Linked DNA regions of Homo sapiens: all the other regions are linked to region 2. A link is a contact called in ENCODE Hi-C data. All regions are on one chromosome and are shown on one strand. The core of a region is the stretch at or near the end of the contact, and the rest is flanking DNA. Distances in the headings are between cores, read along the strand shown. Region 1 holds the start of TMEM18-DT (TMEM18 divergent transcript). Region 2 holds the start of ALLC (allantoicase). Region 3 has its middle 29 kb from the start of LINC01247.

Region 1 (3,881 bases), core at 1,382-3,881, 3.0 Mb before region 2:
TTTAACTACCAAGCAAAATCTTCAGTGTCTCCCCAATGTTGAGAGTCAAGAGTAGCCTGAGCCAGGCCTCCAGGCCCTCCTCGCCTCTTCTACCCACACGTGTTCGTAACGCTCAGCATCAGAAGTGCTTAGGTCCTGGAGGGCTTGCAGTTTCTCTGCCTCTGATCCACACCTTCCATCTATCTCAGTCTCTGCATGTCGGGCTGCTGCCCTCCCAGGGCCGTCACCTGCTCCCTCTCTTTTCTTATTAACATTTTACTCACTCTTCACACCCTGTGCCATGATTTCAGCTTTTCTGAATAATCTTTCTCAGTCATCCTGTGCAACTCCCTAACTTCTCTAAGTTCTGTAGCCCTTATCCTTGAAACCAAGTTGGGCAATGCCTTATTTTATGCACAGAACTTTTCTTTCCCAGTTTGCAATCTTCCTCCCATTCAAAGCAGTGCATGAGCACAGCTGCCACCAAGGACGCATCTTGTGTAAAAGACAGCACTTCCGGAAACCCAACTCTCCTGTGTGCAGCTGGTGCTCAGCACCTCCCTGGTAGGCAACAGGAACTCAACAGATTCCTCTCAACTCTAACATCCAAAAAGTAGTTTTCTTTATAGCTTCCAAGAGTGAAAAACGGGAGTGCCCTGGGAGCAGGCACATGACAGAGGGTTGGGAGGTCTTGTAAAAATATGTATATATTTCGAAGACACAGACAGAACATACACAGTTTCATTTCACACAGTGATCTGAGTTGTGGAGTTTGTGTTGTTTTACTCACCTAGACACAGAAAGTGCCCGATCTGTAGTCTGTAGCTTCGGGAGGACAAGCAGGTGAGGAGCACGCAGAGCGCGTGGAAGGTGGCCAGCCCCATGAGCCAGGGCTCAGTCCAGTCCGTCTGCTGTAGGAACACACCAGCAGACACTCACTGTCCTGCCACTCAAGGCCGGGTTCACGGCCCACCCACAGCCTTCTCCCAGCGCAGGAGGCAGGGGCCTCTCACTCCTGAGTCCTCCTGGGCTACTCACCAAGTATCCAGAGAGCATTGCCAGGCCTCAGAGAAACATGGGGACAGGAAAGGGAGAAGGAACCAGGAGGATGGAAACAGGATTCTCCCCTCAGTGCAACTATAATTCATGGAATTCAAAGTTCAAGCACACAGAACTGAAGGCATCTCTGATGTGCTCCTTTCGTTTGTGGAACAGAATCATGTTTTTAAGGTGGGTATAATTAAAGGAATTACCATCCTTTACGATGATAATTGGTTATGATAATTGGTGACGACAAGGAAATTAAGACGATTGCTCAAAGAGATGCACTTGGCTCAGCCCCAAAGGTAAAACATGAATCATCATTTCAGACTCCTTAGTCAGCACTGAAGACCTCAGGGAATCTTGAGCCATCGCCACGTGCAAGACTTGATTTTCTCCAACCTCTCTGCAATACACTGAACTCTCCAGACAGTGCCGCACTCCGCCGCCTCCTGGACTCCCCGGGACCCTGCTGTACCTGGGGACAGTGTCTGGCTCAGGGACCTGAAGTAGCCAGGCTCAGATCCACTGCTGCTCAGTCCCCACCTGATGCTCAGATGCCAATCCCAGCAGTCCTCAACCCTCCCCATCCCCTCCTTGAGCGCCCTCCTGCAGAAGACAAGCCCTGCCCTCCAAGCTGCAGCCCCGCCCTGCCCTCCAAGCTGCAGCCCCGCCCTGCCCTCCAAGCTGCAGCCCGGCACAGCCCTCCAGAACTCCTGTGTCACTACTCTCTGCTGGGGACCGCAGCGGCTTCTCCAGAGCCGCGCCATGACATAAGGACACAAGCGCATCTACTCCCATCAATGCACCCACCAGAAGACCAGAGGCACGGAGGTGAGGGGAGCACGGCTTTCTGCCCAGACCCCATCGAGTGCCCATGTCACCCCTTGGCGGCCACGTGGGGCGTGGGCTCCCCTGGGATCTGTCAGACGAACCCGGCACGGCGCACGCCCCGCCCACACTGGGCAGCGTTCCTCCGTGCCACCCCACACGATCAGGCTCCACCACGCACGCCCCGCCGCACTGCCAGAATCCGCCCACATGGCCCAAGCCCCGCCCGCAAGACGCTGGACTGGCCGGCGTGCACCTCCCACACGAACAAAGCCCTACCCCTCGCGCTCCGCCCACACAACTCAGCCACGCCCGCACGGTGCAGGACGCCAGCCCAGCCCAAGCCCGGGCCACAGAGCGCCGGAGCCAGCTCACTGCGCACGCTCCTCCACAAGGCCCCGCCCGGCCCCGCCCCTCCCCGCCCAACGGCCCAGGACCCCGCCTAGCGCTCGCGCCCCGACGCCCGGCCCCGGCCCCCTCCCACAGGGCCCAGGACCCCGCCCACAGCGCGCGCCCCCGACGCCGGCCCCGAGCCACTCCCACAGGTCTCAGGACCCTGCCCAGCGCGCGCGCTCCGCCACAAGGCCCCGCCCACGGCCGGGGCCTTCTTGGCCACAGGCCGGGTGCTCTGTGGGGCCTACCCTACGCCTCTCCGCCGTCCTCCCCCGAACTGGTGGTTACGCGGGCCGCGAGTTACCGTGAGCACGGCTGGGATGCTGACGGGGAAAGAGCTGACAGAGAAGGCGGACGGCATGGTGTTGGGAAGCCCGCTCTCACAGCAACCGCCGAACCCGGCCTGGCCAGAATCCACAGAGGAGGGCGCCAAATCCTCTCTCGTGAGATCTGCCCTTCTCACGAAACTTGCGCTTGCTTCCTCTCGCGGTAATTTCATGGCATTGCTAGGTCCAGATATCGCGATATTTCCTGGTGGTCGCTGTAATACGGAAAACTTACTACGCTGCTGTGGGACTTGTGCTCGCTCCGCCAGGAGGCCGAGGGCGTCTTTAGTTCGTTAACAGAGGAGCAGGCGGAGGCGGGTGGAATTTAGGAGGTTTGTTTCAAAGGCTCAGGGCGCTGTACCGCCACGCCAGCCCTGTCCCACCTGGGACTCCCTAGAAGGGTCAGAGCATCAATGAGGACGGTGTCCGCCCCGAGACCCTGCAGGAGCCGGGGACATTGCCCACTCCTCGGACCCTGCAGGACTTGGGAAGGTGTCTGCTCTCGCGACCCTAAGGGCAGTGCACTCTTAGTCTGGGTCAGCTTAGGGTTATCTGTCTTCACTTTGGAGATTTACCAGATGTTCTTACGCTTCACTTCGTTGTTCAACGACAGATACAAAAATATAAAGTTAATTTTCTTCCAGCGAATTTTTTCCCTTTATTTTAACATCTATACCCCAACTTTGACATTTTCAAATTAAACATTCTGTTATTTTAACATCATGAATTATTAAGTGTATATACTTTAATTGCATATGTTAGCTCTTGAACTAGTTTAATGTTTCTAAAAATAGTTCTAGTGGTGGACTTTTTTTTTTTTTTAATAGCTTTAACCCCTCCCAGATCTTTCTTAAAATCTTTCCACAGTGTGGTCATTTCTGCTTATGCTACTTAACATGCATTCTCTCATTTCAGTGTAGAAGGTCATGGTTTCTTCTTATGGGAAAACATTTCTTTCATTGATATTTTTCTCTATTCTTCCTGTATTCAACTCCAGGAACATCCCGTTAGGTAGATAGTGCATCTTCCTCTCTTTTGTGTTTCTCAACCTTCCTCTCAAAACATCACGACTGTTGTTGCTGAGTTTGGGAAATCTCGGGCTTGGCTTTCCTGGTTTTTTTTTTTTTTTTTTAAGACGATGTCTCGCTCTGTCGCCCAGGCTGGAGCACAATGGTGGGACCTCGGCTCACTGCAACCTCCGCCTCCTGGGTTCAAGCTATTCTCCTGCCTCAGCCTCCCGAGTAGCTGGGATTACAGGTGTTCGCCACCTCACCTGGCTAATTTTTTTTGTATTTTTAGTAGAGACGGGGT
Region 2 (3,861 bases), core at 907-3,406:
GAAGAGTGGACATTTCCTCAACATCAGGTCCCCACCTAGTGAGCGGGACACCCACTTCAGCCAGGGGCTGCGCAGGGGTCGGGAGGAGCCCGTCCAGGCAGCCAGCACCTCCATCATCGCAGGCTGATCTCCTTGCCTCCTGGGAGCCCAGGGAGGCCGGGGATGGCGGCATTATTCTGAGGGTGCTCCAGCCCTTTCCATGAGAATCCTCATGTCTTGGCAGGACCAAGGCAGGAGGGTTGAAGCCCCTACGGAGCTCCGAGAACAGCCTCACGTCTGGCTCAGGCCACTGCTCTGGGACCACCTCTCTGCCAGCTCTTGTTCTCCTCCCGCCCCACAGATGGGTCCACAGGACGTCTGCTGTGCCACGATGGAAAGTTCTGTAGCTGTGCAGCCCAGCCTGTCGCCTCTGCCGCATGTGGCTGTTGGGCACTAGAAACTTACCTCATAAGACAGAGCATCCAAACTTTTAACTTCACTAAATTAAGTTGATTTTAGCGTTAGAGAAGTATTGAATTTAGCATAGCTAGTGGCTGCCACGTCGGATGGGGCAGCTAGCTGGCAGAGCCCTGTGCTCAACCTCTGGCCATGGCCCAGCAGCCCCAGCATCGCCCTGGAGCTTGGAGAAATCTCAAGCCTCAGGCCGTATCTCAAATCTGCAGCGTCAGAATCTGCACTTTAACCAGCTCGTAGGTGATTTGGAAGCACATTAGATTGTAGGAGCCAGCTCGGTGTGGAGGGCAGAGGTCAGGGTGTGGAGGGCAGGGGTCAGGGTGTGGAGGGCAGAGGTCAGGGTGTGGAGGGCAGGGGTCAGGGTGCCTTCTTCCATGGCTTTATCGGTGCCACAGCCTAGGCTTAGCGAAACCACGAGGATAAAAATAGGCCCTTCTGTTCTCCGCACCGTGAGCTTTGTGACTGATCCGAGGCGGCGAGCGGGGGCACTGCACTGCTGTGGCGGGGAAGTCACGGCTGACAAGAACTGCCAGGGACGAAGCCACGTGCATTAATTCATTAAAATACAGTCAGCTATGGAAGGCAGCATAGGATGTGGTTTCGTTCTTAAAGAATTTCATCTGGATGGGCAGACAGATGTGTAAACATGGACTCAAAGGCCGGGCGAGCTGAGATCAGACAACAGGCGCTGGACGCATCCTAACTACGGCTGGGTGGCGGGGCTGAGAGACGGGCTGGGGTTGGGGGTGGGGTTCTCAGTTGGAGGTGGCCTTGAGCCGGCCTTTCAAATGGCTTTGCTTTCCTCTGGGAAAGCTGGAGTTCAGGAGGAGAAGGCCGGTCAGGCCCTGGGGAAAGAAAACCCAGGAAGGAAAAAGGAGCGTGTGGGTGATGGATCTCCCTGGGACGCAGGTTGTCTTTCTGGAGCCCCAAGGGCCCCTGTGCGCGCCATCTGCTGTGCTGGGTTCTGGTTCCAGCTCAGTCCCTCCCTGCGCAGGTGACCTCGGGTGGCTTTCCTGCCTTCAAGGCCCCAGCTGATTCATCTGCAGAGTGGATAGCTTGCCCCGCAGGGTGGCTGTGGTGAAGCAAGGCAACGTCTGTTACTGCATGTCGAAGCCGGGCTCAGCTGTTTCTTTCTGCATGGAAAGTTCTTCTGCAGACAGTGGGGCCTTTGAAGGCAGGCGGCACGTGTTGTTTTGTATGCCACAGGCCTAGCATCCACTTGGCAAGGTGCCCTTTCTTAAGCATCTGTGGGCTTCTTTAAATTCCATGAAAATTTTGTGTGTATTTACTTTTTCTGGGGCTGAGGGGCTCTAGCCAAACCCTCCCAAGGGCCCCTGTCTTCTCTAGTAGGTCAGGACCCACTGCTGGGTGTGCTCAGTGTTTTCTGAGTTAATGATGATTAGTGAATAGGTGACGTCTAGAGATAAAACTTTAAGTCAGGTTACTGGCCGGACCAGGAAGGTGGGGGTTTCAGGCCCAGGCCAGTGGCCGGAGGCAGCTTTGTTAGGGACAGGGAAGGGCCCTGGGACCAGCAGGGACCATGTCTGGCTTCGGGCCTTGTGCGAGGGTCTTGCAGAGGCCTGCTTGGCTTCTCCGGGGAGGGGCTGCTCCCCCTGTTACTTCCACCTCTCTGCAACCCTTGTGACATCATACAGGCACAGCCAATCTCTGCAAAGTTCTGTCTCTACCTCAGGCCCCTATACATTCTCTCTGAGCTGGCACTCAAGCACCGTGGGACCTTGGCTGGCTTCTGGGGAGCAAGAGATCCATTTATGAATACTTGATTTCTGACTGCTGGGTGAGCTGGAGTGTGGTTTATAAATACCTTGCTATCTTTAAGGTGGGCTTTGCCAAAAGAATAGGGTGACAGAGATGAATTTCAGTCATGCAACGAACCCTCGACACTTGGAAGGTGACAGAGGGTAGATGGTGACAGACACCACTTTGTGCCGTTGAACTGTGTTGGTACCGGGCGTGGCCCAAACACCTGGAGGGGCCCCACAGGTGGGTCAGGCTTCTGGGCTCTGGTCACTGCTCTGTTTGGTTTCAAATCATGTGACTTTGGCCTTCTTAAAAAAAAATCTAAAGAGGCTGGGCATGGTGGCTCATGCCTGTAATCCCTGTACTTTGGGAGGCCGAGGTGGGTGGATTGCTTGAGTTGAGGAGTTTGAGACCAGCCTGAACAACATGGCAAGACCCCATTTCTACCAAAAATCAAAAAAATAGCCAGGCATGGTGGTGCGTGCCTGTGGTCCCAGCTACTTGGGAGGCTGACATGGGAGAATTGCTTGAGCCCGGGATGGGATTGGGGTGGAGGTTGCAATGAGCCAAGATCATGCCACTGTACTCCAGCCTGGATGACAGAGTGAGACCCTGTCTCAAAAAAAAAAAAAAAAAAACCTAAACAACTAAGGCCATGGTGAAGTAAACCTATATTCAAAACAAGAGTCACAAAGTAGAACTAAATGTAAATATATACCAAGAGTTGCCGGTAGTCAGGAGTCTCGTGCAGTTGACCTTGGGCTGCTCAGAGTCCCTGCTCAAGGTCACTCTAATTTTGTCCCAAATTTGAACAAACCACTTTTATTATTTCACCATAAATCTCATACTTTTGGCCAAAGGCTTCTTCGGAACTTATTGACAGCGATGACAAAGCCCCTGAAGGTTTTCTTCTTTACGAGGGAGTAACTCTTCCATCAGCACAGCCTTCCCTGCTTGTCAGAGGGAGGTCTCTCTTTCTTGTGCTTCCTAGACTTGCCTGGTCATGCCTTTTCTTATTTTAAGGCTAATCTCAAAAGAAAAAATAGTGTGAGCACCACTTGACTGCCTGAAATTTCATGACTCTATTTTAGAGAGTCATTGCCTCATCGCCTTGCCGTAACCCATGACAATGCTCCTCATTTGCGGTGATTAAGTTGAAATTTGCAGGTAAAACTTTAGCATGTTCCTCAAACATCAGAGCTGACCCTGGGTCTGGTCTCAGCCACAGCAGAAAATGTATTTAAGAGCTCCCTTGAGCAGGCAGTGGGAGGGGTTGCAGCAATGAGCTTAGAAGCAGCTGCCACAGGCTGTCTGAGCACTGTGAGCTGCTGAGCTGGTGGCCTCAGCCGAGGTCGCGTGGCTCCTTCCTTTCTTGCCTAGACCTTGGCTATTTTATCAACAGAAACGGCAGGGACCAGTGAGCAGAGAGCTCAGCAAGCTCATGGCGCAAGAGTCGTGGAGCTGTGACCTCCACCAGGGCTGAGAACGGCCCCTTATACCGCCAGCTCTTGGCTGCCTGGAATCTCTCGGGAACCTCCACGGGGCCCTGCACAGCACAGGCCACTGTGGATACTTCTGGGATTTGTGGCTGAGGAGAGAAACTTAGGAAAGACAAATGTCACGGCCCTTTCACAGCAGACACTGGTT
Region 3 (3,774 bases), core at 266-2,765, 2.7 Mb after region 2:
ATCCTAACTCAGTCTTTTACCCTTTGGACTTGATGTTAGTATTTTGTACCTTGCTGCTTGAGCTTGACTCTCGGCTCCAATGAATGCCTCAGGGACTTTTCTGGAAATTTTCCTGGCCTTCTCTTCTTCCAACCTGTCCAGCTATTCCTGCACTGTCTGGACCCACAAGCTCAGAGAAAGGGCAGATTTGAACAGTTCCTGTTCTGAGGAATGCTCAAGGGGGACTGATTGTTCCTGATTGCAAAGGCTACGTAGTAGGTTGTGCCTCCTCCTCAATTTAACTAGACACAGAAGATGATACTCAGGGCCCTTAAGGAGGTCATTCCAATCTGGAGAAGCTGGTTCTAATGAGATCCAGTAGCCAAGAAAGAAACTTGTATCAGCCAATTCAAGTGGCTTCTGCCACAAACGTAGCATAGATTTTCCTTGAAAATCTAGGTGCATTGTTTTCTAAAGGTCTTCTTTTGAGCTCAAGACATTCAGGCTGTACTATTATGCATATAGCTTAGAAATATGATTTTAAAATAAATTAAAGCCTAAATATTGTTGGAGATATGAGAAGTGTTGCAGACTGAGTTGTTATAAAAGATGTTGCAAACAAATTGTATCCTTTGAAGTCCTAACCCCTGATGCGACAGTGTTTGCAGATGGGACCTTGGGGAAATAAGTAGGTTTAGATGAGGTCCTGGGCTCTGGTCCAATGGAAGAAACACCTGAACATTTTCTCTGTGTGTGTGTGTGTGTGTGTGTGTGTGCCTGCATGCACCAAGGATGTCACAAAAAGGTGCCCATCTACAAAACAAGAAGGAGGCCCTGACAGAGAACAAATTGGCTAGCAACTCGATCTTGAATTTCCCAGCCTCTGGAAGTGTGAGAAATAAATTTCTGTTGTTTAAGCCACCCATTGTATAGTATTTTGGTATGGTGACCCAAGCCGACTAACACAAAAGGTAAAAAGAAAAAAATATGTTTTCTATGACAAATCTGACTCAATTTTCAATATTCCCACTTACTAGAATTTTGTGAAAATCTTTTGGTTTACAATATTTCCTATTTAGGAAACAGTATACCTAAGCTCAGTCATATTTTACTGCCTTCATTCATCACCTGTTCTTAATGAAAAAGAAATTTAAGTAAGTGAATGATGAGATGGATCAAATTATTCTCTAGAGCTCTAGAGGGTGTTTCATGCTCCCTAGATGGTTTATAAATTCTTGAACATTTGTATACAAATTGATCAAACATGCAAATCAGTAATCTGGGACTGAAAAGACAGAAATGATCTTGGAAATTGCATTTAGGAAAAAAAATTACAGTATCGTGTTGGTAGACACAAAAGAACTTTGATGAAAGCAGCTGTTAAATTGTTAATTTAACAAAAAGATGGAGCTGATGATTCAAAAATGATCAACTAGGTTGCAGATATTCTGCACTCTGAATAGCATAGGCTGCACAGCATTCAACCCTCTCCTCTGCTGTAATTTGAGGCTGCATTCTATCTGCATTAGCAGAACTGTTAATAAATCACATGAGCAAGAAATGAGGAACTGAAAATCTGCAGGTGTTTGATAATGCCTCAAATATCTTCACCACATGTTTCAGAGGAGTCATGTGAGTTCAGAAACATGACTTGGTGATTACTCACTGTATTGCTCTGGCTGCAGTCTAGCTAACTTCTACGGGATACATTTAAATACAGGTTAGGGTCACTATGATGTTTTCTCCCGTCTAGCCCTCAGGACTGGCTTCGATCCTTTGTGTACAGTAGATATCGGTACCCATTGGTCAACTCATGGTTCCTTTGCCATGGAACATTTTTTTCCTTGACAAATCCAGATTTGTTCTCATTCTGTCCCTCTCTCTCTATCCCACCTCTCTCTCTCTCTCTCTCTCACACACACACACACACACACAAAGATATTTTAACTGTGAATAGAACAGTAAAAGAGAAAAGTTGTGCTTACGTAGTCTCTAGGTTTGATATAAGCGTTATTATCCAAAGGACGATTCTTAGTGTTATAATTGAGAAAGTATGAGCTGAAGTCTGTAACTAAAACATGAACTCAAGGTTTGGCATCTACTAGTAACTGATTGGACACCAAAAATTAAAGGACTTACCAGAACCAGTCTTATAAGGCAGGTATTGTTCTCTATAAGAAATCTGCAGGACAGGGGATGTGACAGCCTTTGAGATGTAAGTCTCAAATTCTGGGAGCCTTTGACATGGCGTCTGATGCATCTTGATATCCTAGAAACAAAGCCTTTAAAAGGGCAGAGGTGAGCTGATCATCAAGCACATGTGATCTGACGTTCAGGACAATATTCTTTATTCTAATTCAAATCAACTCCTTGATTTTATTTTTCTTTCCTTCTTAAATGCTTTTCTTTCTCAAATCAATTTTTAAATAGAGAAAATTCAACCTTGTTCTATAAGTATGTTTCCCAGGTGTGTTTTATTTAATTCTGTGCAAAAGATCAAGGGAAGAAAGAACCCTTGATACTCTCCTGAAAATATAAATATACACTCATTAGCACTTTTGACAAGATGGTTCATACAGTGCTTTCAGCCCAATAAGGAGACATCATTGTAACAGTAGCACAGGGCTCTCCCTGCATTTGTGTAGAAAGGACAATAGCCAAGTAATTAGTTTTAAGAGAAGACTCAAGATTCCACTTGTCCACAGATATTCCCACCAAAAAGTAGGACTTGGCCCAAAACTTTACTCTTAGAAAAAAAAAATATTCTGAGTTACAATAGATTCAGTTAGGAAAAAGTTATTGGCAGAGAACCCTCTGAATTACCTGGAGGTGGAAGGAGGAACCCCCATTCTTACCCCACTAGTCCAGTTTTTCCAACAGAACACATGTATAGACCTCTGCAAGTATTCTCAAGTATATCTGATTCAACTAGCCATTTTCCTGGTGGCATGACATTTATGAAACAGCAGGTGAAAGGCAAACATACACAACTCCAAGAATACCTCATCAGGCAGAGTGATGACTGTGAAGAAGTGAGTAGAGGCCCAGGATTCAGGGGAAATTTTCTTAAGAACAAAATCCAGGCCCTATCACCTACTCTTGTACACTTATCTTCCTAAGCCTCAATTTCGTCATTTGTGTAATGAGAATAAGAATCGCCTTTACCTTACAAAGTGGTTGTGAGAATTAGATCACACATGTCAAGTGCGTATTGCAAAATAAATATCCATCCAAATATTCTCTATGTCTGTCTGTCTGTCTGTCTATCACTATCTATCTGTCTATCTATCTATCTGTCTATCTATCTATCTATCTGTCTATCTATCTATCTATCTATCTATCTATCTATCTATCTATCTATCTATAGTATTTAGGTCTCCCGTAAACAAATGCAAGAATAAGATAGTGACAATCTAGCCTTAAAAAGCAAGGGTTTTATTGAAATCAAAATCATTTTGATTTAACTGAATTATATGACTTTAAAAGTAGCCATATATACATTGGTAGTATTACTAGCATCACTAGAAGAATTACATAAAAATGATAGCAATGATAGTTCCATTTATTTTAGCTACACATATTGCCTCAGATTATTAGATCCAATTTTGAATTCTGTTTACTAAGATATATTTAACAGGTATCTTCATATCTTCATATCTATCTATCTATTACCTGTCTATCTATTTATCTATCTATCTACACACACACATATAGTTATAGATGAATGCTCAGAGAAGAGCAATCTGGATAATTACATTTAAAAGCTAAAAATGAAGAAACTTGCATTAAGGAGAA

The links. Hi-C counts contacts between places; a loop is a spot of excess contacts on that map. Pooled maps may share reads with other maps.
Region 1: a loop to region 2 is called in a map with no recorded cell type, with 5 times the contacts of the local background. The contact joins the promoter of TMEM18-DT here to the promoter of ALLC in region 2. A Hi-C loop is called at or near these places in 5 of 37 single-sample maps with no recorded cell type and 9 of 50 pooled maps.
Region 3: a pooled map shows a loop between it and region 2 (5-fold over the local background). The contact joins the enhancer-like site here to the promoter of ALLC in region 2. A Hi-C loop is called at or near these places in 2 of 37 single-sample maps with no recorded cell type and 2 of 50 pooled maps.

Annotation. Positions count from the first base shown.
Region 1 is chr2:674,741-678,621 of GRCh38, forward strand. It overlaps TMEM18-DT (TMEM18 divergent transcript), which reads left to right and starts at 2,632. Exons shown (of 3, transcript NR_183417.1): 1 at 2,632-2,733. TMEM18 (transmembrane protein 18) reads right to left here and starts at 2,666. Exons shown (of 5, transcript NM_152834.4): 1 at 2,549-2,666; 2 at 770-890. The coding sequence starts at 2,605. RefSeq lists enhancers at 1-154, 1,941-2,706, 2,609-2,708, 2,739-2,808 and a silencer at 2,199-2,448.
Region 2 is chr2:3,656,044-3,659,904 of GRCh38, forward strand. ALLC (allantoicase) reads left to right here and starts at 2,157. Exons shown (of 12, transcript NM_018436.4): 1 at 2,157-2,251.
Region 3 is chr2:6,344,161-6,347,934 of GRCh38, forward strand. No RefSeq gene overlaps it. Among named protein-coding and RNA genes, the nearest start is that of LINC01247, 29 kb to the right of the region's middle. RefSeq lists enhancers at 1,510-1,559, 2,040-2,089. Within about 2 kb of position 1,516, at least 2 of the 41 ENCODE cell types and tissues checked have a DNase peak (open chromatin) inside an H3K27ac peak, as active enhancers do.